Regions from separate parts of the Homo sapiens genome. Here region 2 is linked to region 1. Evidence: read pairs that join two places in POLR2A ChIA-PET (ENCODE). Cell type or tissue: MCF 10A. All regions are shown on one strand. Each heading gives the region's core, and the rest is flanking DNA. Links, peaks and the distances in the headings are about the cores only.

Evidence for each region. Peaks named below come from ENCODE experiments on the same cell type or tissue, not always from the same donor. Only the 100,000 strongest peaks of a DNase experiment are listed, where the experiment ranks them.
Region 2: POLR2A ChIA-PET joins it to region 1 with 14 read pairs; 3 of 35 experiments call an interaction of 5 or more read pairs at or near these places.

What each region holds. Positions count from the first base shown.
Region 1 is chr20:57,689,284-57,704,446 of GRCh38, forward strand. The region is part of intron 1 of PMEPA1 (prostate transmembrane protein, androgen induced 1); the gene reads right to left. Among named protein-coding and RNA genes, the nearest start is that of PMEPA1, 13 kb to the right of the region's middle. RefSeq lists enhancers at 3,524-4,343, 7,032-7,564, 8,445-9,644. In MCF 10A, for the core only: a CTCF peak has its summit at 4,230 (motif pointing right); DNase peaks (open chromatin) are centred at 5,948 and 9,138.
Region 2 is chr20:58,103,356-58,118,518 of GRCh38, forward strand. No RefSeq gene overlaps it. Among named protein-coding and RNA genes, the nearest start is that of CIMIP1, 40 kb to the right of the region's middle. In MCF 10A, for the core only: no CTCF peak of the experiment used is centred there; DNase peaks (open chromatin) are centred at 6,326 and 8,806.

The sequences.
Region 1 (15,163 bases), core at 4,178-12,177:
GGGCCCTCCCCCAACTCCTGACCCTTCGGAACAAAGGGAGCATGAGTGTCTAGACCGCCAGTCTGAACGTGAGAAGGGGGTATTGTGTGACCAGGACAGAGGCCTGGCCTTCCCAGGCAGAAAGGTCGGCTGGGGAGTGGGGCGAGGTGAGGGGTGACTCTGGCCTGGTCCACCTCTGTGGCAACAGACACCACCCCGTTCCTCCTGGGGAGTCCAGCATCGGACCCAGCACCGGGAATCGGACCTAGGTCAGTGCCAAGATGGGACAGTCTCCAAATGAAACTCGGGGAATCCTCTTTGCCCGTCGCTAAAGGAACTAGTTCAAGGAGAGTCCTCACAACTGTGCCCACATAAATAGCTGTTTCTCATGATGATCAGCTTAGAAGCTTCAAGTACATTCCCAGCTCCGGGGACAAGGGGACCCAGGGGCCGCCCTGAATCTGCCTCCCAGGGCCATGGGGAGATGCTCCTGCCTCCTACTCACCCTCTCTGGGTCTCAGGGACCTGTCGTAAAAAGAGAGGCTGTGGCCTTTCAGACGTGTTTGACCACAGAAGCCTTTGATTGTGAATCAAAGTCTGATTCAGCAGCTCTATATATCGGAGGGACACAGACACGGCGCTGCTGGGGCTGACGTGGGTCCCAGGGGCCAGTGGCTGCATCGCCCGGCAGCAGCCGAGGTCCATGGGGCACTTACTGTGTGCGAGGCATTTGCTGAGCTTCTCCCAACACCCGATGCACTCCTCACCTCAGCTCCACGAGCTAGGAACTGTCGGTGTCACCCCATTTTATGGATAAGGAGGACGAGGCTCTTGGGTGAAGGCAGAGCCAGCCAGATCTAACCTTCCCACCTGCCTGGCTTTCAGCCTGGGGGCCTCCATGTGGAACCCTCCCTGCCTCTGCCAGCTGGGCTGACAGGGAGGCCAGAGAGGTTCCCAAGCAAGCCTCTGACCTCACCTCTTAGCGAAGAGACGCTGGGCAGCGGCTTGGGGCACAGACCACCCGGGGGGGCCGGGCCCAGTGCCTGCACCCACCCCCACCACTGCCACCCGCCCTGCATCAGCGCTACACATGCAAATGCTCCTGAGAATATCCCCAGAGAAGAAACTTACCTCCATGTGCTGGAATTGCAGGCATTTTGACTTTTCGCCTGTCATTTATCAAATTCTTTGAATTTTTCGTTAAATAAGGAGTGTATATCACTTTTTACAATCAGAAGAGCCATGCTATTTTTATTGTGAAGCAAAAAAGAAGGATTAATTAACTGTAGCAGGAGGCGGGGTCTCCATTGCTATGGCGGGTGTAGAGGGTCATGTGCAAACAGGTGGCAGGGGCCTGGAGAGCAGGCGCGCACCCCAGCCTGCGCTTCTCCTGCTTGGGCTCTGTCCTGGGAAACACTCGGTGCAGATGAAGATCTGGCTTCTTCTGAGTTTTGTAAGTGACACGCCCAGCCGACCCCCACCTGCCGGAAGTCTGGGGTGGAGCCTGGCCGTCTACTCCTCACCCACCAGTTGGTGAGGATCCAGGAGCCGGGGGTTCTGGAACTTGCACCTCCTGGGAGAAAATGTGTGAGCATGCAGGTTCCTGCACTCGCCCCATTTCAGCTCACATCCGAGGAAAGAACTACTGCGCCTGATAAACGCTGATGCCTCTACACCCCGAGGCCTGGGGATCCCGCTTACAAGGCTACCAGAGAAGCAGGGTTAGAGAAAGCTGGTCCTGGTGCCTCCTCCTCGTCCCTACCGGCCCCTCGGTCTTTTCCTACGGGACTTCTGAAAAGCTGTTCTACAGTCATTGGTTTTCTGGCCGATTTCCAGTCTGCCACACTAGGAGCTGGCCTGTCTTTTTCACGGTTGTGTGTGTCCAAAACACTAGGCCCACCACACAGTAGGTGCTCAATGAATGTGTCAGATGAGTTCATGAATGGCGTGAAATATTGAGTAAAATTACCCATTAGCGAGGTTCCTAATTGTGCAAAATGGCAAATGCCACCCAGCCTTCTGGTGTCCCCTCCCATTAACATGGCATGAGGGGAGCCTCCTTCTCCCCAACTCTTCCGAAGGTCCCTCCAGCAGAGGGGCTGCGCTAGGGGTTCTTGTGCAGGCTCTGAAAGAGGAGGAACAGACCGAGGACCAGTCAAGGCCCCAGACTGACTGAGAGTTGAATCACAGTCTCTGGGCTGGTCTAGGAGGGCGAAGGTGTCCAGGCTATAGCAGCCCCAGGGACAGGCACCACTGGCACCGCTCCTCTCCCCTGAGCTGATGCCAGCTCCTACTCCCCAAAACTCCTTTCCTGCTTCCTCAGGGATGGGGTAGGGAGAACGTTTTCCCCCGAAGAAAATCATTACTCTGCTGTTGAGGGTTACACAGGTTGCAGCAGAGGTGGGAATAGGACAGGGGAGGCAGGACCCTCACCCTCACTCTCACCCCTCTCAGAGGAAGAAGCTGCGAGCTAAGGCTGGGTGCACCATCTCCCGGTCCAGACTGTCCATTTCATGCTCACAGAGGAGCTCAGACCCACCTCACTGGTGCCCGCAGCCCTCGTTCCAAAGCCACCCCCGCTGTGTGGTCTTGAACAACTACCTCCATCTGCAGAGAGGGGAAACAGAACCCTGGGTGTGCCTGGGACGGGCTGCTTCCTGAAACCTCCCCCTGGGCAGAACTCCTACTCACACTGCAGGCCTCATTCTCACATCTCCTTCCCCGACGAGCCTCCCAACTTTTCACATCCCATCACCCTCTTCTCCCTTTTCACGGGTAGGTCCCGGGGCTTACGGAGCCACCACTCCTCCAATACTGGCTACGTCTTACAAACAGAACAGGCTTTGTTTCTCGAGCATTTACAAAGCACCCAGGACTGAGCTGAGCCCTTGCCACAAACTGTCTCATTTAATTCTTACGATGCCCCCTGTGTAGTGGGTGCCTATTACAATCCCCATTTTACAGATGAAGAAACAGAGGCTCATAGAGGAGACGCAACCCCGAGGACACTCTTACGTGGTGACCACTCACTCCCTATGGATGGGGTGTGGCCTCCCCTGGACTTGGGCAGCTGCAAGCACCAAGGCACAGCCCACCAGGTGTGGGAAGAGTCATGGGGGCAGGTGAGCAATGGTCTGTCAGGGCTGGTGGCAGGAACTCACAGGGCGGCCCAGACAGGGGAGCGAAGCTCCCACCTCATGACCAGGATGCCCAGTACTCCTGAGCCCGGTCCCCCTGAAGCCCCTCCCTGCCAGGCCACTGCTCCTTCCAAGGGCCCAGGTCTGTACCTGGCCTGCAGCTGGCGGGTCACGAGCACGGCCACTTTTGGCCCCAGGAGGATTCAATTCCTCGAGGGCTGAGGCTGCCAGATGCAGAGGAGGCCAAGTGGCTGTCCCACCCCATGCCAGCCGGGTGCCACTGGCAGGGCGGCTTGTGGAAGCCATGGTCACCTGGAGCCTGAGGAACCTCCGTCCACCTCCTCTTGCCTGGATACTCTTCATTGTGGAAAGAAAAGGCAGAGATCCAGGCCAGGCTAAGTGGGAGGGTTCTGTTCTACAGGACAGCACTCAGCAATGTCTCAGGGAGCAGGGGGCTGCCTAAGTGCTGCTGGTAATAGGACTATTTTCCATCTTTCACAACTCATGATAATCAACTGTTTATCTCAATCCCTGCTGTGGGTCAAGGTGTCCCAGGCAGTGGTCAAACCGAAACCTAATCAGAATTAACCTGGCAGAATCAGGGCATAAGGAAACGTGGCAAAACTCAGCCAAGTCCCGAAGTGGCAAAACCACGATGTTCACGCTTATGTTGTGAGCAGGCCGGGAGTGGCCGCCTCGCTCTGCGTTCCTGCCCAGCAGCCAGGAGCTGTGTCTGAAGCCCGCCTACCCCACGCCTCCCAGGGCCAGGATCTCACATTCCAGCCGACCTGCAGTACCTCTGCGGGCTGCCATAAAAATTCCTAGACAGGTAGTCAGGTAGGAGGCAGGCCCACAGGATGAGCAGAGAGACCAGGCCCAGAGTGCCAAGTGCCCTCCCTGCCCCACACAAGTCAGAGCCAGTGGGCTCAGGAGCTGCCTCCTCGACCTTTCCCCCTAGTTCTTGTAGGATGAGACTCAAGCCCAGGATCCGAGACCTGCATCCAGGAAGGTCTGCCAAACCACAAGCCAGACAGGCGGCAGAACTTCCCCAACACCTCCCCGCCCCGGGACTTTTCCTAGCAGTAAAAGTCGAAGGTGGGGGCCAGCAGACGGTGGCGGCCAGCAGGTGGCAGGTGTAACTGCAAGGCCTGGGGCTGGGACACACCTGAGCCCTTTTCTTCACTTGCTTCCAATTGTCTTTCTCCCCAGAGCTAAAAAGGTACATGAGGAGGCTAAATAATAAGTCACAGACCTATTCTGCAGAATATCCACCCATTTCAGACATCACAGAACAATTAAATTAAGGAGATTTTTTTTTTCCATTACAAAAAGGGAACATCGAGATCTTGGTTAAAATACACAGAGATCAGGATGCCACACAGCTGCGACCTGGGGCAGGATACAGACACTCTGAGTCTCAGCAGGCTCTTCTGCAAGCCTTGTGAGGAGGTGTTGGGTGGTGACGGGGCACCAAGGAAGTACTCAGTGAAGTGCTGGCTTCTCCATCATCAGCAGCAGGCTGAGATTCAGGCTGGAGCCTCATCACCAGCTGGGAGCATCTCTGAGCTTTCTCTGCCGGTGAGGATGGGAGGTCCTTCTCTGTCCACACCTCTCCACCTCCCAGCCCTGCAGCAGGGCCACAGCCTGGACCACAGAACTCCATCTCCCACTTTCCTGGGGGCAACATGACCCTGTGACCTTGATCTCATTAGAATCGAGTTGCCCCTGACCTTCAAATAGCTGGGTGACCTCAAAAGGCCAAAGAGCAAAGTGCTTCCATCCTACAGGAGGAGCTGCAGATCTGTAACTGCTGATTAAAGGCCCACGAGGGACTTGGGACACAGCTCCCAAATGACACTCTCAGCCTTCCCGATTTTTGCCATACTCAAGTACCCCATTAAAGGCATTAAAATTCTTCAGTATTTTTCTTTTCAACTGAAATAAAATATTCAATTGGTTTACTTATTACTTAACCCGATCTTAAGCAATAATACTCACGAAATCGACAATGTGCTTGTTATATTTTTCCTAACATACATTCACATGAGTACGGAACTATTAAATTTTAAATGACCATCCACGTGCCATCTCCAGTTTTCTCATGTGCTACCGTTTGCTTCGGGTTTATAGATTTCTTGGAACTGACATGGGAGGGTGGCTAGGACACAGATGGGTGCAGTGGGCTGGACATCCAGTGGGGCCAATTACGAGTCATGCACCCTTGGGCAATTGACTTCTGCCCTCTGAGCCTCAGTCTATTTATCTGTAAAACAGGTCTAGTAGCTCTTGGAGGGTTGCATGTAGCGCCATGTAAGACAAGTCTAGTAGCTCTTGCAGGGCTGCATGTGGTGCTGTGCCTGGCACATGGTAGGCATTCAGGAAATAAGGGGAGGGGGGTCCATGCTGCCCTCACAACAGGAGGAAGTCAGGACTGCTTCCCAGCACTTCTATCTCTAGATGAAAAATAGGCCTGAGAGCCACAAAGCCGGTAAGTGAGGCTGCCATGACTGTGACCTGGTATCCCGGTGCCACAGCCACACTGCTCTTTTCTTCTTCTTCTTCAGAGCATGCTAGAGTCAAGGGGAGAGGGACCACTGCCTGTCAGCCCATCTCACTCCAATGAGGCCCTTCAAACACCCACCTCAGCAGCCATGCCCCAAGCCCAGGACACGAAGCTCCACACTGAGGTCCACGCTGTCTGGGAGGAAGGCAGCCTCGGCGTTTGCCGCCTCTGAGTAACCACCTCCCCAAGACATGATTCATACCTGTCTGGGGTCACCCACATCCTCATTCCCTGCAAAGGAATGCAGGCCAGGTGAGGCGGGCAGGCGGTGGCTCTGGGCTGGAGCCCAGCGGGGCTGGCAACAGCGGCTGATGGGCCAACCCAGCCCCAGAGCTGCTGGAGTCTGTCCAGTCTCCAAGGCTCTGCCACTATCCTGGGCCCCCTGGCTGGGGCTGGGACAGACACCCAGGTCTCTGGTACCCGTTACGGGCCCAGATTCAGGTTACAAAATGTTTTCCCCGCTGAAGCACCTGGCATTTCACCGCTAGAGAATCGGACCTCCAGCCCAGCTTGGCCCTTTCACAATCCGTCTGCCCTGCTTAAAACTGCAGGCCTGGCCCGGCGCAGCGGCTCACGCCTGTAATCTTTGGGAGGCTGAAGCAGGAAGATCAATTGAGATCAGAAGTTCGAGACCAGTCTGGCCAACATGGTGAAAACCCATCTCCCAAACTACTAGAATTACAGGTGTGAGCCACTGGGCCTGGCCTAGCAGTACTCCTCTGATTAGCACCAGAAGGATTTTGTGGCTGAAAAGTGGCCTGAGTTTCCTCCTCCCCCTCACCAGACCTCAACTTACCCATCTGCAAGCTTGGGGCTGAGGGCAGCTTAGCGGGCTTAACTCTGCCACACCCTGGAATTACCTGGGGAGCTTTAGGAAACCCAGATGGCCCGGCCCCATCCCAGAGGTAGTGGGTCTGGGGTGCTGCCACAGCCCCTCAGGTGGTGTTAATGTGTGGCCAGGACTGAGAACCACTGCATTTTGAAGAAGGCTAGAGAGGGTCCCTCCAGTCCAGATGTTCTCTGGACTCTCTCCTCACCCCTCCTGGGGAGCTCAGATCCTGCCCAAGCACCTCACTGGTCACAGGGACCACTTTCTCCCTTCAGCTGCAACCTGTTACCGACAATTTCTGCTCCCTCCTGCTCTGAGCCCCAGGGATCGCTGCTGGCACCCTTCCAAGGAGGGAAGTGTGTGGAGGATGGGAGGAGGAGGAAGGAGCAGAGGCCCCCAACCAGCCCATCCCTTAAACCAAGTGACAGGCGGTTCTGAGGCTCAGGGGAAGGTGGGCTCGTCCCTGCCTAGACAAATGAGGCACAGGCTTCAGGAAGAAAGAGGTATGAGCCTGGGCGCCCCTGGGGCTCCAGGAATGCCAGGAAAACCTTGTGTCTAGAACTTTCCCCTTCAACCATGGGCTGGCAAAGGGTCCCGCTTCTCTGTGACTCTCCCTCCCACCCTGTGCCAAGACACTGCAGCCCAAGTTCAAATCCTGCTCTGCGGTGTGCTGGGCAATCCCTGGCAGGTGACTTAGCTCCACCTCCTCCATGCGATGGGGTTGCCATGAGGATTAGTGAGACAGGGTGTGCAAAGAGCTCAGTGAGCACCTGCCACTGTCAGTAGGAATTGCTAGGGTTCAAAAAGCCGCGACGTCACCGGCAAGAACCCAGAAAAACAAGGAGACAAAGCTGTTGGGTGTTGGGTTCATTCCCTAAATACTGACTGCCTCCCAGATTCTCCCCTTTCTTGTCTTTGTTCCTGAACCCCACCCTCAACTCCGCTCTGAGTCTATTCTGGGAAAAGGATCCAGAGCTCATTCTCACTAGAGTGAAAGGGAATGCCGCGAAGCGCTCAGAGCAGAGCTCAAGATTTCTGTGGAGAGAGGCTGGCAAGAGAAAATGGAGGCCTCTGTGCACATTTCCGTTTACACCCCTGATTTTTAAAAAAGGAAAATGACATATTGTCAAGGAACCAAGGAGTAATGCTTACTCCGGGCAGCCATGCTCTTCGGGGAGGCTTGCTCTTGGAGTCACCCTTGGATGCTGCTTCACTGAAGTGTGGGAGTTCCCGCTACATGGTAGCTGAAGTGTGGGGCTGGGCCATCTACAGATGGGGAACGTCCTTAGAACTCATGGAAGGAACTGCCTTGGGACTCACACAGGGTGACAAGGAGGAGCAGATGGGAGTTGGTCCTGGTGGCTGCATGCACCAGGATTTCTGCAGCCCCACTAGTCTTTCAGTCAGCCATTTGTCTGCACAACTTCCAGTTTTCCCCATAAGGATCATCCACAACCCGATGGTCAACAAGTGTCATCACTCAAGCCCTCTCTGAACCCCGACTGGGAGCAGACACTGGGAGTACCACCTCGGTGAGGATCTGAGTGCAGCAAGGATGGAGGGTGCAATTGATTAGCAATGTCTGTTATGGGCAGCAAGTAGGGGACACTGGATGGAATGCCATGCACTCAACATCCCTCATCTATACTTTGGAAGTCACTAGGCAGCTCAATAAATACTGGCTGGATTCTACAGGGTTACTGGCAAATTTCTCCTCCAGTGAACTTTCTCACAGCCATCCAACCAGCAGCTAGACAGACACCAATGACACGCTTTGCACTTGGCCCTAAGCTAGGAGCTGGATATTGAAAACGACCTGAGAGAGACCCTTGTTCCCCGATGCAGAGTGGAGGATGCAGTGCAGCTATGCAGATGGGGAACCAACCAGAGGAAAGCACTGCAGGAAGAAATATTCCCCTTGCAGGCAGAGCCTAGATTTATACGGACAGTTGGAATTTGGACTCATAATTACACCTCTGGGCCATGTGGCAAACAACTCTGATTACCCTCTAGACGGGAGGACAGTGACAATTTAGGGCCAAAGCAACTAATAAAATTAGGCAAAATAAGTGGCACCATGTGTAAGTTCACACAGTTTGGAGAATAATGCAAAGAACGAACAACCGCAAACATCTAATAATTGTCATTGTTAGAGAAATGAGTAGGGAATGGGGCAGAGGCTCCCTTACACGTGAGCCTAAACATTTAAACATTTGTTTCATGGTAGGTCCAGCTGATACATTTTTTAAAGAGGCAACATTCTCTGCATCTGTGGCTTATGACTTGAAACGTCTCTCCAGGTCTGGGGTGGGGGCATCCCTCCCGTGTCAGCCTGCTCAGAGATCAAGATCCATAAACACAGGGAGAGATACACCCGAGATAGGAGTGCATTGAGCTGCGATCTATCCTAACGATCAACAGCAGCAAATGGAGTGGTGTTTAAAGGCTGGTTGGTGTTATTTCATTGGTTATATTCACCCATGTAATTGACACCCTCTCCATCATCTCAATACACCCGCCTCTTTTTCCCATATCATAAACAGATTAGAAAACCAGCTTCCTCCTATGGCCGTGACCCTATTGGCTTCTAAGCTCAGCCCCATATGAATCAGCCCTGGCTCACCGTGATGGCATCTGAAATGACTCAATAACGAGGAGGCATAGACACCAATAAATGAATCATGCCTTCCGCAAGACCAAACCTTTGGCTTTTACAGACACCAATTACAAAGTAGAAAGAAAAGAACAAAGAAATTACTCAGGGTGTTTGCGCAAAGTTGATTCAGACATTTACAGAATTATTACCAACTAAATTGTTTTTAGGAAGGCAATTAGAACTCTGGCCAGCTACAGACATCAGCTCAGCCCGGTGAGGGGAATCTGCGGAACTGGCGCGGCGGGCACCAAGTTCCTGCAGGGTTCCCAGACCTGTGCAAAGCTCCCCGGCTTCACTTTCCACCTTCTTCTGGAAAGCTGTTCCGGACCTTGCAGAAATCCTAAGAAGTCAGCACGTACATATAGAGGCACACACACACACACAGACTTGGCAAGTCTCTGTATTAACTTTTATTTTTTATTCCTTAAATGTAGCAGCCATAAGAGGACATTGAGAGTCTCCCTTCTCTGGGAGTCTGAAGCACATCACTGACCACAACCAAACTCTCACGCCATCTCTCAACTGACATCCACGAGGTGTTTCAGATTGAAGCTCTGCTACCTGCTGTATAACTCAGGGGAATGAAGAAAGGCGTTTGCTGTGGCCCCATGCAAATTCTGAGCCTCCCTAAAGGAAGTGTGGTCTCTGGAATGCATCACCCCACAGGGCTCGAACCGAATCTTGTTGTCTGGGCATCTGAACCTTATGGGACAGCTTGTGCAGTCTGTGGGTGTTGCCCACATCAAGGATGTGCAAGCCTAGTGGGCAGCTTGATGCAAGAAGGAGCCAACCTGAGCTCCGCCCAGCTCACACTCTCGGGCAGCCATCCTGCTTACCACCAATCCCTACTTACCATCGGCACCAACACTCTCGTGGCCATTTATTGAGCATCTACTAGGAATTAGCCCTGTGATAGGTGCTTAAAAGACAATTTGTTTAATCACCTCCGTGCAGTAATTATAAATCCTAGTTTATAAATCAGTCAGCCAAGATCAGGGAGAGTAAGGAGCTGACCAAAGACTCCACATCTAGAAAGCGGCTGAGCTATGTTAAAGAGCCCCAGGACCCCGCCACAGTCTCTCTCCCTGTGCAACTACCAGGTGCCAGGACTGCCCCACAGGCCAAGCAAGGCGTGTGGGGTGCAGGGCAGTCTCTCGGGATTTGGTCTAGATGAGCAGAGGGGTAACTAGGCAACTGAGACCACTGGTGCTGAAAACCTCCTGGGGGAAAGAGCAGTTTGCATTGCTCAAAATTTCTGAAAAACCGATTCAGCTTCCTACTTCTCTTGCTGCCGAGGACATGGCCTGGAAAATCTGATTTCACCTGCCTGGGGGAACCCGGGGCAAAGCTGGGAGAAGGTCAGGCTCACCTGAGCTCACCCTGTGACACACCTGTGGGAGGTGGGATGTCCGTGGTGGACTCCAACAAGGGACCTCAGAGAAGCCTCCCGGCCTCGGCGGTTGGAACGCACATGTTTCGACAGTCCGCGTTTTACATATATCATACATAAAATACAAATGTATATTGTATATACTTGAAGATACGTGGCTCTAAATATAAAAACACACCTTTTTGTATTCTTAACCACTGACACTCAGGCAAATTCATGGCTGGATTTGTCACTTTCATGCTCCCAAAGCCAGTGATGGAACTGGCCCCTCCTGGAGACCTTAAGGACCAGCAGAGACTCTTCCACTCCTGATGCTGATGCGACTTGCATACTGGGAATCCATGACAACCTGTCAATGACAATAGAGGCTGACAGCTGCCACTGACAGACCCCTCCACAGGCCCATGCTTTACCGAACATGTTCGGGGGAACAGGGAAACTGAGGTACACAATAACTCCACTTCCACCAACTGTCAAAATGTTTATTGATCTATTTGGTGCCAAGATCGTGCAACTTTTATCAACACAAATAAGCACTTGGCACAGCCACCTCCCCTGAAGCCCCAAAAGCCTATAGTGGGGGCAAATGATATAGGACAGTTTCTTAAGACTTAAAAGGCAAAGTGGCATCTCGAACCTGCATGGCTGTTAGGTGGTTCTAGCTGTGGCCGTCCAGCCCAAGGGGAGTCTAGCACCACTGCTAAGGAGGATTGCGAGGTGTTTCTTGCTGATGGTGAAGAGTTGGTTCGTGGAGGTCACAATCAACCTTTATCCACCATCCAGATCCCAGAGCCACTGGGGATTTTCAACTTGTTACTAAATAAAATTCTCTTTTCTGCCAGTAGAGCCATTTCCCAAGCCCACTGAAACAATAACAAATGATTTTAGTTAAAAGACATCAAAAAAGGAGCCGGGCATGGTAGCTCACACCTGTAATCTCAGCACTTTGGGAGGCTGAGGCGGGCAGATCACCGGAGGTCAGGAGTTTGAGACCAGCCTGGCCAACATGGCAAAACCCTGTCTCTACTAAAAATACAAAAAAACTAGCCAGGTGTGATGACTCATGCCTGTAGTCCCAGCTACTTGGGAGACTGAGGCAGGAGAATCACTTGAACCCGGGAGGTAGAGGTTGCAGTGAGCTGAGATCGCACCACTGCACTCCAGCCTGGGTGACAGAGCAAGACTCCATTTCAAAAAAAAAGAAAAGAAAAGAAAAAAGAAGACATCAAAAAAAAAAAGAGAAGAAAATCAGACTATAGTTCGAATCTTTCTGACATCCTTATTAGTTTATGGCAGGCACTGATTCCAAGCCACCTTTCTTCCTACCCCCATTCCCATTAACAACAGGTACATATTAGAATGTGCTGGAGCATTAGGAATAGCTGATCACCACCTGATACCGCCGAAGTTGAGTCACAATAGCTGCTTAGCTCGGTCCAGCATATGGCATCTCAACATCACCTCTGAGCAAACTCCACCTTCCTCCGTGAGGACAATAACCCCAAAACACTCCCAGTCTGCAGCAAGTGTGTGCCAAGAAGAATCACCCTAGGAATTCTCCTTCTGGGGGCCTGCAGCAAGCTCTGGCAATGCGTTTTTGCCATTTGATGGCCTTTGGAGGACTAAAGCCATCACTGTGAAACCTTGACCACCCAGGGCAACTGGAGCGGGTGCAGGGGAGGTGGGTCTGCATTGACTTCTGTACCTGCCCCTTAGCTCTAGAAGAGAGGGCAGGTATGAAACTCGGGCACAGTTTCCTGCCCCCAATAGTGGAAACTTTGGAGCATTAAAAATCACATTTTGTACCAGAGGTGCTTTTCAGGTAACGGTCCTGACAACCCCATAGAACAGATGTCATTCTTCCTTCCACCTCACAGAGGGTCAACTGGAGACTCGGGAGGATACCACGCTCACCCCCAGAATGAAGGTCTTCAAAGCCTGTATCTTGACCACAAGAATCTGGAATCTCTTGAAAGTTCACCTGCCCACTTCCTCCCTTCATCCAACGCACATGAGACTCCTACCAGGTTCAGGGACACAACCAACAACAACCCCTCGGTGCTTGGTGCCTGGAGGGAAAGCAGACATGGCACAGCTAATGACACAAAGATTCGATTACTGCCATGACAGGTGTGACAGGAGGAAGGCCAGGGTGCTCCTGGGCCCCAAACAGGACACCAGGCTGGGGGTCTCCCTAGGCGAGGCCCTGAAGGTGCCTCTGAGTGTGGCCTCTCAGCTTCCCTTCTGAAATGACTCGTGTTCTTTCACCTGTCTCCCTACAAGGGCAGCAGCTCGTAGAGGGCAGGAATTTGTCTGTGTCGTTCCCTGACGTTCTGCGGCCCTGGGAACAGCACCGGAGGTCAGAGGTGTGTGGCAGATGGTGCTGAACGCTGAGCCCCTGCGGAGGCTGTGTCTAGTGATGTCCCCTATCAAGTCTACATTTGATTCCCTGGGAACATTCCCCAGCTACTCCCCAAACCCCCGCCACGACATCTGTTGGTGCTGGTATGTCAGAGATGCACAGAGAGCTGGAGACAGAGACACCAGCTCCTCATGCAGCCTGACAAGGCACGTGTGTTTTGGGGAGACATTTCCAATGAATGTCAGCCGGTGTCTTGCCAGAGCAGAATGGACCCAATTGCTCTGAGAGGTGGCCAATTCGTATGTGTTCTTCCCTAACAAATGGTCCAATATGGGCTTGCAGTCTTGGGAGCCTAAAATAGCACTGCAATGGCCAATCTTGCAAAGAAAGCCCTGGAGCTCAGGAGGTCGGTGTAGTGGAAAAGAAAGCCTGGGAGTGTGGACTGCAAGGTCAGGGAGCTTGCGTTTGAATCCCAATGGAGCATCAGTTCCTGGCTGTGTGACCTCGAGCAAGTATCTTACACTCTCTGATCCCATTTTTGTATCCGCAGATTGGTGCAATAGCTCTCTCAGGGTTGTTTTGAACACTGAGAAAAATGCGTCACTAATACCTGGCACATAATAATCTCTTCACATTCAACTAGGAAAAAGAGCAGAAGCAAAAAAATCCATCAGTAACCCAGGAACAGAAAAGAGAAGCCATTCTGTGGCTCTCGGATAGTCTGGGGATGCCCCAAGCTCTTCCAGGCTCACCCCAGGGTGCTGAAGCCCCTGCCCTGGCTGGTAAGTCATTCTGGGATTTTTCCCGGTTTGGTGACAAACAGTTCTGCCAGTGCCTGCCTGACAAGACCCTGACGAGACCCCTGAGGTGTCAAGGTTTGGCTTTGTAGTGTCATCCAACGGGAAAATGAGGTTGACTGTCAGTACTCGGCACTGTCACAGCTTCACAGAGGGGTGCAGCCCACCCTGGGGAGAAGGCAGGAAGGAGTGCTTGGAGCAGAAGTGAAACTGAAGACCGGCCCCTCCCCGGCCCTCCCCCGCTGCACCTGTTGATGGGGGTGGGGGACATCAGGGCCTTTCTTTTAATGGTTTGCCCCCACATATGATCACCTGTTAAAAATTTCAATTGATTCTCACAAAGGGGAGCCCCAAACCATCAGAAGCTTCTGGGCTTTCTGCTCCCAGGTTAGGCTGTCTTAGGAACTGCAGCCAGTGGGGCATCTGGACGTCAGGGCGGTGTTGACCTCACGGCCCCAGTTTTGTGCCTTGCCTTGTACCCCCTCTTCCAGCCTCTGTCCACCAAGCCTGGCAGTGGATTAAGGGAACCCTGCTGGCAGACCCGAAGAGACCGTCTGGGGCCTCTTGGGCCAGCAACGGGCATGCTGGGGTCGTTGCCAGCCAGGTCTGCGGTGGGCCTGGCAAGGACAAGGAGTATTACACAGATAGTCAATTACCTCCATGTTCAAGGCCATGGGCCCCAGATGGGCCTGTTGATTCCAACCTTCCCAGCCAGTCCGAGGATGGGCAACCTTTTTCTGGTGAAGGCCTTCTCATCACTAGGCACTCTGTTACAGAGTGACCGCTAGGGAACCAGGCAGAATGGACCATCGAGTCCAATCCGCCCCACCATCATCGCTCACCTCTATGAACACACAGCTGCTCCAGACACTAGGCCACACACAGCCAGAATCTCTCTGCACCCTCAGCACAGGGACTATTATCACCCCACTTTACAGACCCATCAGATGACAGTGAAGGGGGGCACAAAGGGGACACGGCCAGCAAGTTTTGACGCCTCCATCCCTCTGGCCCTCGGTCTCACTCCTAACCCACCCACAGCAGGGCAGGTCACTTGATGAGACAGATGGGGTCTGCCAGCAGGTTCTGTGGGGCTTCTTGGTGACAGGGGAGACAAAAGGAACTGCCAGCACTTAAAACCCAGGAGTTTTATGTCAAAATCTAACCATTCGGCTGCCCTGGAACGGAAAGATCTGGCCACTCAGGGCCCATGTGGCAATGGTGGGCTGAGCAGTGGCCACAGTGCCTTTAAACTGGACTCTTGCCCCTGGTTCCCTGGAGCCCACCCCAAAGACAACTGAGTTTGCTTCCCTGAACCATGCTCCCCCAGCCTCGGGGAGCCCCTGGCACAGCATGGTACCATCCTTGTCACTCCAGAGGGTGCATGAAGAGTAGGTCCGTCTCCCGCACAGCTCCCGCACGTGCCCCAACCATGCGTGCGTTACGCAAC
Region 2 (15,163 bases), core at 4,276-12,275, 410 kb after region 1:
CCCAGTCTTCAGTTGACACATCCTGAAAAGCACACCTGCTTCTGCCTGGGCTTGCCAGGAGTATCAGTGGGGACTCTGGACCTGCCTCCAGAAAGAAAAAAGGATTCGTGATGGTTAACTGGATGGGTCAACCCAATTGCCCAGGGCTGCCCAGATCAAATGTTATTCTCGGTGTGTCTGTGAGAGTGTTTCCAGATAAGCTGAGCATTTGAATTGGTAGACTAGGTAAAGTTGATGGCTCTTCCCCATGCAGCTGAGCATCATTCAAACCACTGAATAGAACAAAAAGGTGGAGGAATGAGAAAGCCGCCCTGTTTTCTTCCTGCCTTCCTGCTTGAGCTGGGACAATGGGCTCCTTCTGCCCTGGGGCTGAGGTTTATACCACCGCCTCCCCTGCTGGTCAGGCCTTCGGAATCAGGCTGGAGTCATTCACGGCAGATGGTGGGACTTCTGAGCCTTCATCATTGCATGATCCAACCCCTCCTAATAGATCTTCCTTTATGTAAATATATATAGCGATGATGAAGGTGGTGATGGTGGTAAGAGGATGAAGCTTCCCACCTCCCAGAGTGGAGGAGGAGGCTCTTCGGTGACCATGCACTCAGAGAGACTCTGTACCTCTGTTCGTTTCTGGCACTTCTGGAATGAGCTCTTAGGATTCATGATGAATCCGACCTCAGTTGGTCATGGGACAAAGCCTTATAAAATGTCCTCAGCGGCTCCTTCCAACCTTCCAATTCAATCTCACAACACGTGAGACTGCCATCAATTGCAGATGTGTCACCTGTGGGGAGCCGTCCTGAGAGGCCACGTGGCACGGTGATTGGGAACACACACACCAGAGCCAGACTGCCAGGTTTGAATCCTGGTTCAAATCCCAGTTCTGGCACTTCTCTTTCCAGGTCTCTGTTCAGCTCTGATTCCCATCTATAAAAAGGGGATACTGATAACCCCTCTATCATAGGGCATCTCTAAGGGCTAATGAGTTAATACACGCAAAGTGTGTAAAACGTGAGAAGGTGCCGATATCATGACTTTCACGTGTGCCTTTTTTACGGCATTCAGCTCATCCATTCCTCACAACCAAAGAGTAGAAGTAAAGGAGTACATTTCTTTGGCGAGAGCAAAGCCAGAAATTCAAAGCTTTAAACAGTGAGTCCTCTTAATTGGAGACACACAAAGGATGTTGATCCAGTGCTGATATTTATAACAGCAAAAATTGAAAACAGCTTAACTGTCCAACAATAAAGGCTTATCTTTATATACTTGAGTACATCCATGTAACAGAATTTCATGTAGCCTTATAAAATCATGTTACCAACATTTATGTATAGAGAAAGGTATTTATAATAGGATGTTAAATGAAAGAAAATACAGGCCTGACCTGTAAGCAGAGTATGATGCCAACTTTACAAAATACATAGAAAAAAATGAAAAATACAGCAAAATGTTTACAGAGGTTGTCTTTAGGAGGTGAGATTAATTTGCTTTTCTCTATTTTTCTAGTGGACCTATATTACTTTTAGAATCATAAAAAACCCATGATAAATGTTATAAAAATGATGAGTGCTGCCGGGCGCGGTGGCTCATGCCTGTAATCCCAGCACTTTGGGAGGCCGAGGCGGGCAGATCACGAGGTCAGGAGATCGAGACCATCCTGGCTAACACGGTGAAACCCCGTCTCTACTAAAAATACAAAAAATTAGCCGGGCGTGATGGTGGGCGCCTGCAGTCCCAGCTACTTGGGAGGCTGAGGCAGGAGAATGGCGTGAACCCAGGAGGCAGAGCTTGCAATGAGCCAAGATCATGCCACTGCACTCCAGCCTGGGTGAAAGAGTGAGACTCCGTCTCAAAAAAAAAAAAAAAAAAAAATTTCAGTGCCAGTTAGAGGAGAACCATGTTTAAAAGAGAGAGGGAAAGATGATTTTCCTCAGCCAATGCCCTTAAACTAATTAAAAACAGCACCCTTCTTCATCCAATTACTTCCAGTAATTTATTTTAACAAATCAAATTGCCCCCAAATTCAACTTTATTACTCATTTTTTTTGTTGTAAAAGGAAACCCTCAAGAAGCAACAATCTTCTGCCCTCTGCTTGCCTAAGCCATTTGAATCCTGCCCGCCTTGCTCCTTTTACGCCTGCCATGTTCGTTTGAGGAGATGGGAACCCCAGCATGGCTCCTCTGAAACATGTAGTTCAGAGATTTGTGCAAGCCACCATTATGCTCCAAGCTCAAGCAGAGAGAAGATTCTTCTCTGCACATGCTGTACCTGAGACCTTCCCTCTTCTTGGTAATTTCAACTGAGAGAGTAGCCAAGACCATAATGTGAGATGGAGAGCAAAGGATAGCGTAAGTTGGCAAAGTGGCACTCTCACCACAAGTGAGGCTGTCATTCTTTGATATCACGCAAACACGTATTTACAGGACCATCAAGGAGGGTAACATTTTAATAAAGTTGACTTAAGCCTCAAAGACTTTGGGGATATTTGTTACTGCAGCATAACCCAACCTCCCTGACTGACACACTACTGTCTCCCCTTCTGCCTCACCTCACTTTGCCCCTGTCAACAAAACCCACTCCTTAAAAAGCAGCATGTTAATTAAATTCACATGGGACACTGAATCAGGAGACATTTCTTACAATAGTGAGGTGAAAGAAATAGAGAGATTAGGATTAGGAACATAGACAGAAAATCACAGCTTGAGATCTCACTTATCAAAACATTAAAGAAAATAAGAATGAAGCCAAATACATGTGGGTAAAGCTAATCAAGCTAGAGGCAGCACAGGAGACTGAGATAAGCCAAGAGAAATGGAGAGCCGGGGGGAAACCACAGAATCCCTGTAGATTTAGAGTGCAGTGTGATTAGGTATCATTTGCTGCCAGGCACAGAGCCTGGAGTCCACAGGGCAAAGGAAAGAAGTGCCCCTCTGGAGGGCTTCTCTGCCACTCAGATTATTCCCTCGCTTGGCGGATGTGTTAATTTGCTAGGGCTGCCACAACCAAGTCCCAAATTGGGTGGCTTAAACTATGGAAATGGATTGACTCATGGTTCTGGAGGCCAGAAGTCTGAAATCAAGGTGTCAGCAGGGCTGCTTCCTGCAGTTCCCAGTCTCTCTCCATGGTTCGTCGACTGCCATCTTCGTATTCACATGGCTTTCTCCCTGTGTACCTGTCTGTGTTCAAGCTTCCCCTTTTTATCGGGACAGCAGTCATCCTGAATTGCGACTCACCCTAGCAACCTCATCTTAACTAGTTACATCTGTACAACTTTATTTCCAAATAAGGGCACATCCTGAGGTAGTGGGGGTTAGGACTTCAACATATGAATTTAGAAAGAGACACAATTCAACCCATAATGGAGGGTCTCGTTCTCTGGGTACTGAAGATATGCAAGGGTCCCAGGAGCTTCCAGGGGTGTAAGAGGCCAGGCAAGGAAAACAGAACAGCACAAAACGTGAGTGATGATGTACACAGGCAACAGATGCCAGGGCCAAACAGAAGGCATGCACGTCCTAAACGGGAAGCTTCTTAAAATTTGGGGCTCTGCAAAATGCCAAAGCAGAAGCTAAAAAACTAGCATCGAGCTCATTTGTGGTCCTCAGATTGCTAATTATGATGGTAGCAATCCCAGTTGTGGAAGCCACCAAGCCTGCTTGAGTATCCTGCCTCACTCTCCTTCCAGGCACAGGCTTCCAGCTAGGTGTGGCCACATGACTTGCCTTCCCAAGATGAACAGAAGTGACGGATGTCTCCTCTGGGTGGAAGCTATAAAAGCCAGTCCTATTTTCTCTTTTCTTCCGCCACAGTGAGCAGCTGCTCTGTTCATCTGGGCCACAGAGAGAGGAGGATCACGGCATGAGTTAGAGTCCCTGCCAACGGATGGTCCCATATGAGGAAAAAATCAATCACCATTGTCTTAAGCTTCGGAGGCTTTAGGGCCATTTGTTACTGCAGCATAACCCAGCCTCCCTGACTGATACACCCCCATCTTTCCCACTGTTCCCACCCCACCTTATCCCTACCAATAGTACCTGAATTTATCTCAGAAGGGTGGACCCATCCCCAGCCCCAGAGATGAATTAAAACCATTTCTTCCTTTATGTGTAGATGGGTTTTCTCCCTTGGTTTTCTGACAATCATGTCACTTTCCCCAAACCAGAAACTTACCCTCTTCTTGTCAGCTTGGTCATGGCTGTGAAGAGGCCCCTCATCCCTTCTGCAGCCCCTTCCAATTCAATCTCCCCAGAATCATCTCTGAAAATGGCCTTGGAGCCCTGATTCCTCCATTTGGAATCATCCAGTGGCTTCCCTAATGCAGCCCAAGAGCCTGGCCTGCCTGGCCCCTGCTGACCCCTCAGCCTCCTGGCCTGGCCTCCCTGCCCAGCTCCATGCACACAGCCTCCAGTGAGCTTCGACTGAGCCCTCTCCCTCCACACAGTGGTGGCACATACTCTTCCCTGCATCTGGGTTGTTCTTTACCCTGCCTTCTCTTCTCAGCTCCTTAACTCAACTCTTACTCTATTTTCTTTCTCCTGTAAACTCCACACTCCTCAAAAAACAGCTCTCCTATCCCTCCATCCTCTACAGAGCATCTGCCTGCCCCTGCTACCTGGCAAGTCCCATGAGGCAAGGGCTGCAATGGATGGAATGTTTGTGTCCCTTCCAATTTATCCTAACCCCTAATGTGATGGCTTTAGGAGGCAGGAGGTGATTAGGTCATGAAGGTGGAACCCTCATGAATGGAATTAGTGTTCTTATAAAAGGAATCCCAGAGAGCTGCCTTGTGCTTTCTTCCACCACGTTAGAGTACAGTGAGAATACGGTCATCTGGAAACCAGGAAGAAGGCCCTCACCAGATACTGAATCTGCTGACACTTTGATTTCAGACTTCCCAGCCTCCTGAACTATAAGAAATAAATTTATGTTGTTTAAGCCACCCAGTTATAACAGCCCAAACTCATTAGAACAGAAAAATACCAAAAAACAATGTGTTGCTGTAACAAATATCTGAAAATGCAGACAGCTTTGCAACGGGGTAATAGGTAGAGGCTGGAAAAGTTTTGAGGTACATGCTAGAAAAAGCCTAGAATTCCATGAAGGGAATTTCGAAGGTGGTTCTGATGGGAGCTCAGAAAGATAAGAGGAGTTTCCATCTTCTTAGAGAATACCTAAGTAATCGTGGGTAAAATGTTGAGAGAAATATGGATGGCAAAGGGCATTCTGGTGAAGTCTCAGATGGAAATGAGAACCATGTTATTAGAAACTGGAGGAGAGACCATTCTTGTTATAAAATGGGAAAGAATGTGGCTGAATTGTGTTCATGTTCTAGTGTTTTGTGGAAGGTAGAACTTGTGAACAATGAAATTGGATATTTAGCTAAGAAAATTTCTAAGCAAATTGTTAAAGAAGTGGCTTTATTCCTCCTGACTGCTTATAATAAAATGTGTGAAGGAAGAAATAATTTGAAGATGGAGTTATTAGGCAAAAAGGAACCAGAATTTAAAGGGTTGGGAAATTGCCAACCTATCCCTATTGCAAAAAAATGAGAAAACTTGTTTGGAGCAGAATGCTAAGGATGTGGCTCAGTGACTATTTGATAAGAAGATTAGTACAAATATGAACCATGGGCTTGATCAACCGTCTCAATAAAAGCCAGAAGCAAAGATGGAATTGTTCCAGCAGAAGCACTGCTATCTAGGACTAAAGGAAAAGAGGTAACAGGACAAAATGAAGATTATAGGACTTCTTAGACCCTACAGGACCAGACCATAGAATTCTTCAGATGTGAACATTCAGCTTTCTTCAACACAAGGAAAGAAGGACCCCAAAGGTGATTCAGAGGTCACTAGAGCTGCCACTCCCACCACAGGCCCAGAGTGCATGGCCTCCACCTCGTTTGCAAAGGTGGAGAGGTCTGCCTCCATCTCGATTGCAAAGAGTGGAACCAACACCCAGTGAAGCCATAGTGGCCCAGCAGGATCCCCCAACCCCAACAGAGAGCTGAAGCAAGAGGGGGCCCCTCCTGGGAGCCACAGCATGGGAAGCACCCCACCAAGCTGGTAGGGATGGTGTTGTTACCACCCCAGTGGGTCTAGAAGGCAAAGCATTGAGCCAAAAAGAATTATTCTTGATCTTAAGATCTCATGGAGCTTGCCTTGCTAGATTTTGAACTTGCTCAGGACCCATCATCCCTTCCTTCTTTCCTATTTCTTTCTCTCTTTTTTTGAATGTGAATGTCTGTACTATGCCTCACTCACCGTTGTATTTTGGAAGCACATAACTTGTTTGGCTTCACAGGCTCACATCTGGTGAGGAATTTTGCCTCACCATGAGTCATATCTTGAGTCTCACACATATCTGGTTTAGATGCTATTTAGGGGAGACTTTGGACTTTAGACTTTAGAGTTGATATTAGGATGAGTTAAGACACTTGGGGCTACTGAGATGGGATAAATGTATTTTGCATGTGAGAAGGACATGAATTTGGGGGGTCCAGGGTGGAATGCTATATATAGACCGAATGTGTGTGTCCCCCTAAAATTCATATGTTGTGATCTTAACCCCCAATGTGATGCTATTAGGAGGTGGGGCTTTGGGGAGGTGAATAGGTCATGAGGGTGGGGCTCTCATCAGTGGGATTAGTGCCCTTATAAAGAGACCCTGGAGTGCTCTCTCTCTTTTTCACTCTTTTCTGTCATGGGAGAAGACAGCCAACTGGAAGGAGGAAGTGGGCCCTCACCAGCCATAAAATCTGCCACCTCCCTTATCTCAGACTTTCCAGCCTCCTGCACTGTGGGGAATATGTGTCTGTTCTTTCAGCCGCCCCATCTGTTATTGCAACAGAAATGACTAGGACAGGGGCCATGGCTGTTTTCACTTGCACTTGCTGGGGATGCATGGGCGCCCCCATGCAGTCACCTCCAGATCTCTTTCTCACCTCTGTGTGCCCACCCCTCACATCCTGAGCCTTGCCAAGGAGACCCAAACTTCAGAGGAGTACCCTGTGGGCAGCCTGCATGCTGCCCCACCATGCCCACAGTCAGTGACTGACTGGTGAGGTGACCAAGGCCAGCAGCACCCACTCTGATCAGGCCAGTTCTGGGGTGGGGGTAATTTATATACCAGGGCTCTCCCCGGGATCAGGCAGGGGAATGGGAATCACTGAAGTCACCCCCTGATTGGCTTCCTCTCCATCCCTGTTCTGGTTCCCCTCCCTGAGAGGCATCTCCTGGGACATGTCCTAATCCTCACCTCAGAGTCTGCTGGGACAACACCTGCCCCAGATGCCACTGTAACCCTGGGCCTTGCATGGTGCCAGCACCTGGAAGATGCTGAGAAAACATTTGTTCAGTCAGTAAACATTTCCCAATACCACTTTTTTTTTTTTTTTTAGATGGAGTCTTGCTCTGTTGCCCAGGCTGGAGTACCATAGTATGATCTCAGCTCCCTCCAACCTCCACCTCCCTGGTTCAAGCAATTCTCCTGCCTCTGCCTCCCAAGTAGCTGGGATTACAGGCGTGCACCATCACGCCCAGCTAATTTTTGTATTTTTAGTAGAGATGGGGTTTCACCGTGTTGGCCAGGCTGGTCTTGAACTCCTGACCTCAGGTGATCCGCCTGCCTTGGCCTCCCAAAGTGCTGGGATTACAGGCGTGAGCCACCGGGCCCGACCCCAAAACCATCGTTGTCCCAACTGGCTGAGAGCCCCTGTTGCTACACATTCTGCCCCTCCCTAGATGAAACAGTACTATGTCAAAGCTGTGCTTGGGGCACTCCCTGGACTGTCAGTGTCCCCTGAGCGTTAATTGGAGTCAGGAAAAGTTACAGCCTCTTTGAGCACTACCTGAAGGGCACATCCTTTAGAGATAAACTAGCACAATATTTTCTCAGTGTTTCTCCAGTTTTGTTTTGTTTTGTTTTAACCACAATCTTCCCTTTTTCCCTCTTGCTTTTGATTTGGAGTGAAAGGCATGCACATGGTGGGGCCTAGAACCCAATCCAAACCCCAGCCCCCGGCTTCAAAGCAGGCATCAAACCCTTCAGCCTCTTTGTTGGCTGATAAATAGAAACTTCTGCCTCTCAAGACAAGCCCGAAATGAAGCGGAATCCTTGTTGCTAAGAAAAATGACACGTGAACGGCTCCCGTTTGAGCTCCCAGAACTGCCCCGGTTTCCCAGGGCTGGCTGCACGTCACGATGCTGGCGGAAGGAGACCGTGGGCTTGATTGACACCACAGCGCTAGCGGGAAATGGTTTCTAAACTTTTGCCCAGCTAGCGGCCTCTTTCCTGACCTCTTTATCCCCTTGAAAGCAAAATAGATCCTAGGAACTGAGATGGAGCTGAAGTTTATGAGTTAGTGTTTCCAGAGAGACAATCAAGACTGGGATTCCTTCTCCCAAGGTTGATTGGGTTACAGTTAAGAAAACGCCATCCACTGCAAACTCAATGGCCTCAGCGGCCAGGTTGGTGACGTCACAGTCAGTGGGTTAGACATGAGAGAAAACAGTAAATGGTGGCAAGCGGTGCAACTAGGAAGCTCAGGCCCCATCTAAAGTAGAAACCTCTGCCCAGCTCCAGATAATTGTTGCCACATGGAAATACAGCCCAGAACTGTCAGCTCTCTTGATTTTTCAATAGAAGTTAGATGGTTGTCTTCTAAGTTGCAATTTCTCAATGATGAGACCTATTCACATTTTTTAAAAAGCACTAGGCACGTGCCTGGCCCAATGAGTCTCAGACTCTTTTAAACAAAAGAGTTTCACCAGTGAGATTTGGAAAGCAGGCATTTGTCATCAGAGTAGCAGGTGTGGTTGTGCCTAGAGCTCCTTCTGCTTCCCCTTAATTCCAGGGTGGTGAATCAGAGTTATCTCAGTTATTGAAAATATGTATTTCAACAAACAGTGGCTTGACCAACTCGTCCTGGCTTGCCTGGGACTGTCCCAATTTTAAAACTTAAAATTCTGCCTCCTGGAGTCCTCCTCAGTCTCAGGAAAACCAGAATAGCTGGTCACCCTTAAGAAGGGATGCTTGGTGAGCCATTGAGTTGTGCCCCCTTGGGAGCTCATTAGCTGGAAGAGGAAATGAACCCTTTGTGAAATAACTGAAAATAGCAGTGGGGACTGTGCCTCTCAGAGTCAAAATCAAACATCACTTCTCAAGACCTTATCTCGTGAAACCTAAGATGAGCACAGCTGTGCTTTCAGACAAAGCCTGTCCAACTTCCCAGTTTACTACAGAGAGTTGCTGTGAGGGCCTGGATCCCTGAATGGCTGCGTGAAGCCGCACCCCTGCCACCACATACTGGGCGGTGATTGTGTTTGGCCTCTGAGATTTGGGGGTTTTCTGTCACAGCATTTGGACTCCCCTGACTGGCACGCTATTGGACCCTTAACTTTTTGGCCAGCATTGTCTAGCATGAGGCTGGTCTCCTTATCCTCCCCTAGGAATGTGGATATGGTGTTCAGGGCCTAGATGGTCTCTACTGGCTACTTGAAGGTATGTACAAAAGGCACCATGGAGTGGTCAGGTTCTCAGAGGAGAGGACAGAACTAGCGTGAGGGGTCAAATTGTGTCCCCCAAATTCCTATGTTGGAGCCCTAACCCCCAGTACCCTAGAATGTGACTGTATTGAGGGATAGAGTTTTACAGAGGTAATTAAGTTAAAATGAGTGCATATGTGTGGGCCCAAATTCAATATGACTGGGGGTCCACACAATAAGAGGAAATCTGCACACAGACACACACACAGAGGGGCAACTATGAAAGACACAGTGAGAAGACAGCCATCTACAAGCCAACGAGAGAAGCCTCAGAAGAAGGCAATTCTGCCGACTGCAAAAAGCAAGGAAATGAATTCTCCCCTAGAGCCTCCAGAAGAAGCACAGCCCTGCTGCCACCAGAACCGTAAGACAATACATTTATGTTGTTTTCAGCCACTCAGTTTGTAGTAATTCATTGTAACAGAAATAGGAAACTAACACAACTTTGAATAGTGTATTTTTCATACACCCCAGCCCTGAACTTGTTTAAATGTTTGCTTTCTTTTCCTCTCAACTATTAATACTGAAGCTGGGTCAATGAAGGAATGCACCTGAGTTTTGAACTCTGGTTGAGTTCCAAACAATAAGCAATTGATGGAAAGAACAATTGCACATACAGCCAAAGTTGTTGAAACCCTCGTGGACGTGTGAATTTTCAAAAGCAAATTGCCAACCCTCTCTCTGCTGCTTCGTGGTTTATTTGATGGAGTGTGTGTTTAGCCAGGCAGGGGTAGTGGGGAAAAACAAGGCTCTGTCCTAATGCTCCCACCAAAGTCATGGGCTGCTCAGGGACACCTACTTCAGCAGGGGCAGGGCACATGCAAGGGACTCCAACCCCAATGCCAGTGAAACAGCAAGAGAACTGTCAGCTTTGCCAATTGCGTATCCTCTGGGGTGTTTCTCATTTTAGTCTCACAACAGGTCTCATACCCTCCTCCCCTTAAGTGACATGGTGGGTTAGGAGAGTGGTGCTGCGGGAGAGACGCAGTGCTGCCAACACGGTGCTATGGCTGCAGTCACACGCCCCTCAGGCTGGAGAAAGCAGACAGCTGCACCCACGGGCTCACATGTGCCAGCTCCATCTGCGAGATCATTAAAATTGAGCCTTGGCAGAATCTGCAGAAAAACACATTTGTTTTCTTCGTAAAGAGGAAGAGTAAACTTTCCTGTCGTCCTCATAAGTTTCTGCAATTACTTTAATGTGCAAAGCGCCTTGTACAAAAGCAGGAAGCTGTTACCCGGACTAAGGCACCAGGATGCATGCTTCCGTTAAATTATACGTGAAATTACACGTTCTCTAGCGCTGGTGGCTTAGTCGCCGTTTAACAGTAATAAGACACACAATTCCAGTGCTCACAATGGTGTTCAGGGGCTTGGCAATTTGCTTCTCATGCTATCACGCATCTAGCCAAACCAGGTAGGCTCCAAGACAATCATTCAGACAAAACAGACTGTCTTGAAGATGAGGAGAGGTGTGGTCCTCACAAACCTGGAGTCACCAAGAAGAGAATGAGCCCGGGAAATCTGCAAAACAGGAGTGCCCCAGCTTCCGAGTTCAGAGAAGAGCTTCTATGTCCATCCTTTTAATATATGATAGAGATCCTGTTCCGGATTCACACCCCATTACGTTCCCAACCCACCTGCACCCACTCCCCAAAATGAAACCGACTGGAGCCATTCAGACAGCCTGAATCTCTGCTCTGTCACTTCATATGTGACTCCCTGAGCTTCAGATTTCTCGTCTGTTAAATGGGCATTTGATTACAACTTCTTCTAAGGACCCTGCCGATAATTGAGAGAGATAATATCTATAAAGTACTTAGCACAGTGTTTGTCTCATAATTGTCTATTACTGTCCATCATTATTTCTCTGCAACTATTCTATTAAATACTTTCAAAGCTTTAGTCGTCCCTCCAGTGCAGCCCTTAGCCCTCATCCTAAACCTAGCACTGAGTTCTGTGAGGTTCTGAGCAAGGGATGGCCCAGCTGCTGCTTGCAGGCCAAATTCTGCAAGCCACCTATGCTTGTGCACCTTTTAAGCTAATAACAGCTTAGTGATCAGGGAAAAATCAAAAGAAACATCAGACGCAGTGGCTCATGCCTGTAATCCCAGCACTTTGGGAGGCCAAGGAGGGCAGATCACTTGAGGCCAGGAGTTCGAGACCAGCCTGGCCAACATGGTGAAACTCCGTCTCTACTAAAAATACAAAAATTTACCACGCGTGGTGGTGGGTGCCTGTAATCCCAGCTACTCAGGAGGCTGAGGGAGGAGGTTCACTTGAATGGGGGAGGCAGAGTTTGCAGTGAGCAGAGATCGCACCAGTACACTCCAGCTTGGGCAACAGAGCGAGACTGTCTCAAAAAAATAAGGAAAGAAGGAAAGAAATCCAAAGAAGCATATCATTTTGTGATGTGTAGAAATTAAATGAAATATAAATGTCAGTGTCTATAAATGGTTTTATTGAGATACAGTTGTGCCTATTCATTTACATATTGTCTATGCTTTTGTACCCAACCATGGAGTTCAGTTGCCACAGAGACCATGTGACCCACAACACTGAGGATATTTACTATATATCCTTTACAGAAGTTTGCAGATCTCCATGCCAGGGAATAAAACCAATGTCTTCAGAAGCCTTGGCCCAGTCTCGTGGTTGATACTGAAAAACCCCAAGACATGACCTGCTAGGCTGGATGTGAGGAGCACCTAGAAAGGTGGCCATTTTTATTCGTTCAGTGGCATCTCAACCAAAGACAATGGGGAGAGCAGCTAGTGGCTTAGATTCATTGGGATGACCCTGACATTGGAGCCAAGAAAGCCATGTTTAAATCACAGATTTGTCACTCCCAGGCGGTGTGATTTTGAGCTGATGACCCAACCTTGCTGAGCCTCGCCGGTCTCTACTATTGGCTGGGGATGTCAATTTCTTTGGCACAGAATTGTTATGACAAATGAAATAAATGTCAGCCCCACCACAGAGGATCAGACACTCCACCTCTGAATAACAGTTATTCCCTCCCTCCAAAATTTGTCTTGTGGTCTGTAAAAAGAGAGCGAGAGAGAGAGAACACATCAAAAGAGAAAAATCATTCTATGATATGAAAAATACATAAACTTCCAGTTTCAGCTCTGTCACATAAACAGCTTGGAAGTTGTCACTCCCATCCATATAACAACAACAACAAAAAGCTGGACAAACTGAAAACCAATGACTTTTCATGGACCCATCAGAGAACTGAGTTTTCAAGGTAAACTACCACCCCAAAATCTGGAGACACAGATGAACCTAGAGAGTAACAGCTGAGCTCCACTTACCCAGAACAGAAGCTGCTGGAGCCATAACTAGTAGAACAGTTACATGGCAATTTTGACAAATTGCTAACGGGTGAGTATAGACCAGCTCTCAGTGAGAAACTCCTGGGGCTGCAATCTTAGGGGGACTCCACAATGTCAAGGGCTTTGCCTCCAGGAATCCCCAAGTTCTTATTGAGAAGATTCTAGAAAGAGCATCTCCTGGCTCTGACAAGGAGAGGAAGAGTAATTCTTATTTAAAAAAAAAAAAAAAGCCACCAGAGCCTTCTCCATAACGAAGGCCCATTCCCCAGGGGAAAGACTGTCCAGGCTTATCCCAGCTTGGGGAAGGGCATTTTCTCACTGCAGCCCCCTCTAGCTTTCCTGTCTCACCTACAGGTGGGAGAAACAGTTGCGAAGGTCACAGGCCAGACACAGGACCCCTGGAAGACTGAGATTTAATCTGAAGATTATATAGAACACTCCCCTTTTCCCGCAATTTACCACCTCACCAACAGGGTTCCAGTATAACAGCAGTGAATTACAGCTGAAAGGGCTCCAAGAAGCAGTACTCTCTCTGAGGAGGGCTTGGAGAAGTTCAAAGTCAAGAGTGGGGAAAAAATAAAGACCTAAAGAAATTTGAAATCTCTGGCACCTACAGATATAGCAAACATTAAACACAGACCAACTCTAAGTAAAATTAACATAAATCCTCACACTAATGGCCTACTTAGCTCAATTCCTGCTACCTGATACACCATGTCTGGTTTCAACAAAAAATTTAAAAGGACACCCAAAAGGAAGAAAGAAAAAACACACAGCCTGAAGAGACACGGCAAACATCAGAATCAGACTCAAATATGACACAGATGTTGAAATTATCAGACAGGGAGTTTCAAATAACTATGATTAATACATTAAGGACTCTATTGGGAAAAAGTAGAAAACATGCAAAAACGGATTGATAATGTAACCAGAGAAATAAAAATTCTAAGAAATAATCAAAAGGAAATGCTAACATTTCTAACAGAAATGAAGACTGCCTTAGATGCACTCATCTGTAGACTGGACGAGGCTGTGGAGAGAATTAGTGAGCCTGAAGATACATCGATAGAAACTTCCCAAACCGAAATGCAAAGAGAAAACAAAATAATAATAGAAACAAAACAGAATACCCATGAAGTGTGGGAACATTTCAGAAGATGTAAGGTACATGCAATTAAAATGCAAGGAGAAAAAAGAGAATGGGGGACAATATTTGAGGTAGTAATAGCCAAGAACTTTCCAAAATTAATGGCATTTATCAAACTACAGGCCCAGGAGGTTCAGAGAACACCAAAAAGTTACATCTAAGCATATCATATGCAAACTGCAGAAAACCAGAGATGAAGAGAAAATTTTGAAAGAAGGCAGAGATGGGGAAAACCTTACCTCTAGAGGAAGAAGGATAGAATTGTAAGCAGACTTCTCATCAGAAACTATGCAAGGAAGAATAGTCAAGTGAAATATTTAAAGTGTTGAATGGGGAAAAGACAACTTAGACTTCCATATCCAGCTAAAATATCCTTCAAAAGTGAAGGAGAAATAAAGACTTTTGTAAATAAAAACTGAGGGAATGTGTTGCTCTCAGACCTGCTCTGCAAGAAATTTTCTTTAGTCAGAAGAAAAATGACAGATGTCAGAAAGCTGGATATACGTTTTTAAAAAAATCATCAGAGAAGACAAATGAAAATAAAATCTTTTATTTTTCTTATTCTTCATTAATCTAAACAATAACAGATTGTTTAAAGTAATAATATCTTAGTCTGCCTAGGCTACCATGACAAAATACCACAAACTGGGTGTCTTAAACAACAGAAATTTATTTTCTTGCAGTTCTGGAGACTTGAAAGCCCAGCATCAAGTTCCAGCTGACTCATTTTCTGGTAAGGACTCTTCTTATTCTTACTAGGAAATGCCAGAAGCAGGAAGCTTCTTGTCCTCACATGGCCTGACCTTGGTGCATTCATGTGGAGAGAGAGAAAGGAGAGGAGCTTTCTGGAATTTCTTCTTGTAAGGACACCAGTCCTATCAGATCAGAGACCCATCTTTATGACCTTATTTAAGCTGAATTGCCTCCTTCTAGGCCCTACCTACCTAAAAACACAATCACAATGGCGGTTAGGGTTCCAACATATGAATTTGAGGGGACACAATTCAATAGCAAATAATAACATTGTGTTGGGGGATTATAGCATATGGATAAGTGAAATGAATGAAAACAATGCCACAAGAGATAGGAGGAAGGAATTAGGAATATTCTGATATGAAATAGCTGCATTACACAT